Linked DNA regions of Mus musculus: region 1 is linked to region 2. The links are chromatin contacts, found by POLR2A ChIA-PET in ENCODE. All regions are on one chromosome and are shown on one strand. The core of a region is the stretch at or near the end of the contact, and the rest is flanking DNA. Distances in the headings are between cores, read along the strand shown. Region 1 holds the start of Cldn3 (claudin 3). Region 2 holds the start of Cldn4 (claudin 4).

Region 1 (3,999 bases), core at 991-3,490, 39 kb after region 2:
CTAGCTAATTGCAAAGCCCCTGGGGCCCTCACAACACGAGGTCATCCCTGGACATAGAGCCCTGGCAGGACAGGTTGCTGAAACAAGGGAAAGTGCTAAGTCAATTACCTCTCAGAGCACCCAGCCCTGTTCTAGGCATCGGGAGTGTCACATAATAAAACAGGCAAAAATGTTTGTCCTTGGAACATTCTGAATGTCCTGGTGGTGGTAACAGACCGGAGCAGAGACAAAGAAACAAATAAATGAGAAACCAAGCGTGGCCTCTCTCACAAAGAAGCTTGCCACTTGTGCAGGGGAGGCAAAACAACCTGGAGTTTAAGGCCACCCTGGGGCGGGGAGGAGTGGAGGGGGCGGGGTGGGGGGGACCGGGAGGAGGGAGCGGGAGGGAGAGAAAAAAGGAAAGCAGGGAGAGAAAAGGAGGGAGGGGGGAAGAAAGGAAAGCCAGAGGCCACTTTAGATAATGTCAAATATGAAAGAAAACAAAGGTATCAAAGTGGCAAAGAGAACAGTGCTTCCAGCACATGGGAAGCAGAGGCAGGTGGATCTGTGAGTTCCGGGCCAGCCTGGTCTACAGCACAAGTTCCAGGACAGCCAGGGCTACAACAGAGAAACCCTGTCTCGAAAACAAAACAAAACAAAACAAAACAGAAAAAGAACGTGGCATTGTGGGTAAGAAGCTGGGACGATTTTGTTGTCCTGTTTCTATTTGGGTGCAGGGTTCCAAGCCACCCACACTGACCTCCAAATCAGCTGGGGAGGATCTCGGTGTGGTGCTTGCTGAAGTGCCATCCATCTATTAGGGTTTATTCCGTGCCAGGGACAGACCAGAGGCTTCGTGCAGGCTGGCCAAGCACTCTAGCCACTGAGCTCCATCTCCAGCCTCTGAAACTATGAAGCGAGGTCAGTGAGCTATGCGGAGAGCTGTAGGAGTGTCTCATGGAGAAAGGACCCCAAGCACGGGTCCTCGAAGAGGATGTATAGGAAACTAAACCAAAAGAGCTGTATCCTAGCTGAGGTGAAGGGAAGAGGCAACGGGAGAAGTCGGAGCATGCGCCACCCCAAGGTGTGCGGCAGGGGAGTCAGTGTCCGGAGGCAAAAGGAATTGGTGTTTTGGGGGCTTTTTTGGTGTTACTTTGTAGCTTGTTTGAGCCAGGGTCTCATGTAGCCCATCTGGCTTTGAATTCTCCGTGTCGCCAAGATGGTCTTGAACTCCTGCCTGCCTCCACTTTCCCAAGCTCTGGGACTACAGGCATGGCATGCTGCACAGGGCTTCTGCACAGGAGTTGTGAGACACAGTTTCGCTGTATCTGGCCTTGAACTCACAGCTGTCTGCTTGCCTCAGCCTCAGGCAGGAGCCAACACACCTGGCTAGACGTCTTTTTTTTTTCTCATGTGTATCAAATCTCTTTCCCACTGTTCACTCACCCTGGTACTCACTCTGCCCCGCCCCCACCCCCAAAGGAAAGAAAACAAGACTCCATCTAGAGAACCTCCGTGGGGGAAAGCAGCTTCTAGGTGGGCGGGCATTTGAGCTAAGCCATGTAGGCTTGCCACCAGCCCAGGTCACATGAGGGTGCTGGACAAGAATTTGAACTCAACACCGGTCCCTGAGGTGCAGAGTGGGCTCTGCAGGTGGTCGTTGTCCCTGGTTTCAGAGTTCTGTATATCAGGTTGCACTTGGACAAGGCCAGAGTGCTTGTGTCAAAGCCTGAGGGACTTGGAGCAGGTGCTACAATTCCATCCACCTACGGCGACAAACAGCCTCAGCCACGCCCCCACCTAGGTCCTCCCAGTCCGGGTTGTCCAGAGGAATTGGCCGCGCCTCCATCCTACGCCTCCCGCGCTAAAGAAGACGGAGGTGGGGGACAAGAGAGTCAAGCAGTTTACAATTGGTGATTTGCACTTCAAATCCTTGAAGCGCCCCTCCCACTCTGTATAGCTCTAGAGAATTCGTTATGCTTAAGGAGCTTGGGGAGGTTGGGAAGGGAGGGAGCTTAGACGACCCCGCCCTCCTTCGATACACACTCTCCCACCCCACCCCCACCCCCGCCACACACAACACATACACTTCAGCATTGAGGTTCTAGCCAAATCCTTTCTCCTATGGTGAAGGGGGTTGGGGAGGACGGACCGGACTGGACGGGACACACGTCACTGTCCCCTGGGCCAGAAGAGCGAGCTCCACCCTCCTCCTCTAGGCACCAAGCTAAGTCCAACCCACCCCATCCCAGAGCCAACCCAGTCTCAGAAGCCAGTCTCCAAAGCCACAGGCAGGTGCAGGGGCAGTCTCTGTGCGAGCCCCAGGAGAGGAGCCGTTAAGCGCGCTCCGTCCTTTGCCACCCACCCGTCGTTCCCGGCGACAGACGTCCGTCAGTTTTCGAAGGGCAGTTGATTCCCAGGTCCAGCGGCCGCGATCCCTGGTCTCCCAGTCCCCTGAGCTGCCCGGCCGAGCCGGTTCAAGTCCAGCAGCCATGTCCATGGGCCTGGAGATCACCGGCACGTCGCTGGCCGTGCTGGGCTGGCTGTGCACCATCGTGTGCTGCGCCCTTCCCATGTGGCGCGTTTCGGCCTTCATCGGCAGCAGCATCATCACGGCGCAGATCACCTGGGAGGGCCTGTGGATGAACTGCGTGGTGCAGAGCACCGGTCAGATGCAGTGCAAAATGTACGACTCGCTGCTGGCCCTGCCGCAGGACCTGCAGGCCGCCCGAGCCCTCATCGTGGTGTCCATCCTGCTGGCCGCCTTCGGGCTCCTCGTGGCGCTCGTGGGCGCCCAGTGTACCAACTGCGTACAAGACGAGACGGCCAAGGCCAAGATCACCATCGTGGCGGGAGTGCTTTTCCTGTTGGCGGCTCTGCTCACCTTAGTACCGGTGTCCTGGTCGGCCAACACCATCATCAGGGATTTCTATAACCCGTTGGTGCCCGAGGCCCAGAAGCGGGAGATGGGAGCTGGGTTGTACGTGGGCTGGGCTGCCGCCGCGCTGCAGTTGCTAGGGGGCGCCTTGCTGTGTTGCTCCTGCCCACCGCGCGACAAGTATGCACCCACCAAGATCCTCTATTCTGCGCCGCGATCCACCGGCCCTGGCACCGGTACCGGCACCGCCTACGACCGCAAGGACTACGTCTGAGGGGCCGGGTGCACGCAGACCGTACCGTCACCACTACCAGCAGTCGATGAACCCCACCCGTCCAGCGTGCAGCCTCGCGTCTGAGACCACCCCACCTTCCAGATGGTGACAGACGACACACAGTCTGCTTGCTAGGCTGGAAGAGGACAGACAGGCTGGCATCTCCCCTTCTCCGGCTGCCACCTGACTACCGGGCCTAGGAACTGTCCAAGCCGAATGGACAAAGAAACCTCGCCCTTCCCAAGAACTGGGCTGGGGTGGCCACTGCAGCTACTTGCCAGCCCCGCAGAAGCTCACAGTGGGCAGAGACAGGCAAACCATGAAACGGGCCATTTCATATTTTTCAATAAAAGTCTTTCGTTTTTTGCAGTCGCTGGAGCTTCCTTATCCTGAACGCCACCGCACAGGCTACCACCTCCCCTACGGGGCACCTGCTGGGGACTGTCCCTCGAATAGCCCTCATCACGGGCAGCGAGCTTTAAACAGCTTCACAGGTTGAGTAAGGAGAAAGTGGGGGTACACATGAGTTTTTGTGCTCACTAGGTGGGTAACACTTGGGAGATATCCCAGCACTGATCTCCACAGACCCTATGGCGAGCGAGGTTTATCTAGCAATCCAGCCAGAGGGCGTATGAGGAACTCTGCTGGAGAGGGGCAAGGGGAAGAACACAGGGACTCTTCTCTGGGACAGCCTAGTTGGTTTGTGCTTGTATCCACAGCCTTGCTCCGGGCATTTGGGGTAGCTGATGTGCAAGCTAAAGAATTACATTCTCTACCGAGATTTCATATTTGGAGACGTGGAACAAAAAGACCTATTGTTCAGACCAAATGCCTCACCTAAAGGACTGCCATTCAGACAGACGGTGGG
Region 2 (3,576 bases), core at 48-2,547:
ATGACTTGGGGTAGGACCAGCTGTGCTCGGAAACACGGGGCGTAATGGCAAGAGTAGCGCTGGAGTAACGTGTAGGCTGAGTGAGGGGGATAGAGAAAGGACAGTGGACGTTTGCTAACATGAGGACATCCACTCCAGAGTCCAAAGTCACAGCTGAGCTACCCCGGCCAGCAGGACCCAGCTTGCGCCTCTACTGCCCTTCCCAGCTGCTTCTGCCTTCAGCCCCATATCCACCAGCAATTTGGATGTAAGCAGCAAGATATTTTTACATCCATTCTTGCCGGCCGTAAGGAGCCATGTGGAGCAGCCCAAGAGCTACGGGCTAGTAACTTTGCACAGTCCGGGTTTGCCTGTCCCCAGCAAGCAGTTAGTGGCCCATAGCAGGGCAGGTCCTGGAGAATGTGAGGGGCCACAGGCTGTTATGAGCTCAATCCGAAAAAAAGATAACAAAGGCAATGTGGACAGAGTGGCCCACCTTACACATAGTTGCTGGCGGGGACAGAGCGGGCGGCGGAGTACTTGGCCGAGTAGGGCTTGTCGTTGCTACGAGGTGGGCAACTGCAGCAGAGGAGGCCTCCTCCCAGGAGCAGCAGCCCGGAGGCCGCCCAGCCGACGTAAAGCGAGGCCCCCATTTCCCTCTTCTGCCCGGAAGCCACCATAGGGTTGTAGAAGTCGCGGATGACGTTGTGAGCGGTCCAGGACACGGGCACCATAATCAGCATGCTTGCCACGATGAACACGGCTCCGGCGGTGATCATGATCTTGGCCTTGACGGTCTCGTCCTCCATGCAGTTGGTGCACTTGCCCCCTACCACTGAGAGAAGCATCCCCAGAGCACCCACGATGATGCTGATGACCATAAGGGCTCGGGCGGCCTGCAGGTCCTGCGGCAGGGCGAGCATCGAGTCGTACATCTTGCACTGCATCTGACCTGTGCTCTGCACCACGCAGTTCATCCAGAGGCCCTCCCAGCTGGTCTGTGCCGTGACGATGTTGCTGCCGATGAAGGCGGTCACCCGCCACATGGGGAGCGCACAACTCAGGATGATCCCCAGCCAGCCCAGGACTGCCAAGGAGATTCCCAGGACCTGTAGTCCCATAGACGCCATCGCTCAGCCTCTGCAGGGGTCAAAGTCGGTGACCACAAAAAGTACCTCTCTCTCTCTCTCTCTGGAGTCAGAGGGCTGAGAAAGTTTTTTTCGGTGAGCCTCAGGGACACAAAGCCAGCTGAGTCCGATGCACCAGCTACCAAGCGCGAACACTGCAGCTCTTTCCTGCCTGCACCTGCAACAAGAAAGGGCGGCCACAGGTGCTGCAGTTAAAGCTCCTAGAGGAGGGGCGGAGGCAGAGGGAGGGGTTTCAGTCCCGGAGGCCTCCCTCGGGACCAGTTTCTCTGGATTCCTGAGCTTGGGCCAACAAAGGCGTTCAGAGGCCCCTGTCCTGGGCCCCTGAGTCACCCGCCAGTATCACAAGAAACTATCATCTCCCCCAGCCCCCAGGCTCACGCTGAGGTCAGCTGGGACACAGACACTGAGTCACCAGCCTAGAGCACCTGGATGCTCACCGGGTGGGGACAACTTAGACTGAGAAGCAAGCCTCCCCAGGGTTCAGAGCCTATAGGGAAGGTCCCCAAGACTCATTCCGGGCTCCCGTGGGAAGGTCCCCAAGACTCATTCCAGGCTCCCGTGAGACAAGAGAATGAAGACCCTTTACTGGAGAATCTGAACCTAGTGTCTAGGGGTGTCCAAGAGAACCCCTGTCTTAATTAGTGTTGCTTTTACCAAATCAACTTTATCACCACCATCATGGCTATTATTGTCATTAATGGGACAACATCTGTACTTTGCCTCAACAGCAACTTTCCTACTGTTGGCCAGAGGAAGTTGGTGTGGGGAAATGAGGACCTGGGGTGGGGACAGCGGGAGCCAGATCACCTGCTGTCCTAATGTGATTTCCCCACCCAGCCATAGTGCCTCAGGGTGTAGAGGCGAGGCACTTTGGTCCAGAACAAGAAACAGGGAAAGGCAGAAAGGCTGGTGGGATGGTTCAGTGGGTAGAGCTGCTTGCTTCCAAGCCCCAAGGACCTGGGACCTCTGTGACAGGAGACACACATGTCCTCTGATGCACAAATGTCATCAATAAATAAACACAATTTAAAATTGGGGGTGGTGGGGTCGTGACAGAATCCTGTCCTCTCTTCCTTCCTAGGGCTGAGCCTTGCTTGGTGAGAACTGGATGGAGACAAATTCAAAACCCAGCCAGGCCCCAGAGACAGGATGTTTATTCTTCTGAGACACAGGAGCCGTTCCCATAAAGCCAGCCTGGGCACAAAGTCCTTGGTGACATCGAAGAGAAAGGGGGCCCTCCACCAGAGGTCTGTCTGCAGGGAGATGAAGAGAGATGGTGTGCTTCCAGCCACAATTCCAGAGGACTTCTAGGAGTCAATGTATTTTGAGATTATGCTAGGGACACCAGTACGAAGAGACACAAACCCTCTCAGGGTGATTGGGCAATGCAGTGGGCACTGGGTCAAAGAGGACATCTCCTGCAGGGAGGGGACAGCAAGGAGACCCGGGTCAGAGAGATGTTTCACAAGACAAGGAATCTAGTTTGACCAGACACTGGCCTTGGGGGGGTGGGGGAGGGGTAGCCGAGGGAAAGACAGTCTCCTGTGCTCCCTCACCCCCTGCCCCGCTCCCACCCCACCTGGTACAAAGGACAGAGATGAACATGTCCATCCAAGAGAGAGCAGGCTGAGAAGGGACCACATGTATCCCAAAGGCACCTGGGAAAATACAGATAAGGAGAACCACAGGTGCACAGGAGGGGCAGAGGGGAACTAGGAGAAGGGGGTCATTGATGTAGTTCCTGTAATCATAGCCCCATCTGGGATCACCCCTGACTGTCCTTGGCTAGTCTGCCTTTCTTTCTCTCTCTCTTTCTCTCTCTCTCTCTCTTTCTTCCTTCCTTCCTTTTTCTTTCTTTCTTTCTTTCTTTCTTTCTTTCTTTCTTTCTTTGCTTCTTTCTCTCTCTCTCTCTCTCTCTCTCTCTCTCTCTCTCTCTCTCTCTCTCTCTTTCTTTCTTTCTTTCGAGACAGGGTTTCCTATACTGACTCAGACTCCCGAGGTAGCTAAGGATGACCTTGAACATCCAAACCTCCACTTCCCAAATGCTAGGATTACAAGCCACATATGGTGCTAGGCATGGAACCCAGAGCTTTGTGGATGCAGGGCCAGCACGCTACCCAACCGAACCTCATTTCCAACTCCAACCTTAAGTTTCTGTTCCCGGCCCTGCTTCCACTTCCCAGGTGCTCGATTCCTGGTGTGCACAGCGCCAAGTCCAGCTTAGTCTCTGGCTTAGTGGTTGTTGCTCTTGGTTTGGGTTTGTTTGTTTGTTTTGTGGTTTTTGAGACAGGGTTTCTCTGTGTAGCCCTGGCTATCCTGAAACTCACTCTGTAGACCAGGCTGACCTTAAACTCAAAGATCTGCCTGCCTCTGCCTCCCGGATTAAAGGCAAGCACCACCACTATCCCCGGCTTTGTTTTGTTTCTTAAAACAGCATCTTCGTGTATCT

The links. ChIA-PET counts read pairs that join two places held with the same protein, here RNA polymerase II (POLR2A).
Region 1: POLR2A ChIA-PET joins it to region 2 with 62 read pairs in embryonic stem cell. The contact joins the promoter of Cldn3 here to the promoter of Cldn4 in region 2. POLR2A ChIA-PET finds 5 or more read pairs at or near these places in 4 of 5 experiments (Patski and embryonic stem cell).

What each region holds. Positions count from the first base shown.
Region 1 is chr5:134,983,974-134,987,972 of GRCm38, forward strand. Cldn3 (claudin 3) reads left to right here and starts at 2,241. Exons shown (of 1, transcript NM_009902.4): 1 at 2,241-3,503. The coding sequence starts at 2,472. The coding sequence ends at 3,131. Wbscr25 (Williams Beuren syndrome chromosome region 25 (human)) reads right to left here. Exons shown (of 5, transcript NR_026907.1): 5 at 3,460-3,617.
Region 2 is chr5:134,945,637-134,949,212 of GRCm38, forward strand. Cldn4 (claudin 4) reads right to left here and starts at 1,298. Exons shown (of 1, transcript NM_009903.2): 1 at 1-1,298. The coding sequence starts at 1,109. The coding sequence ends at 477.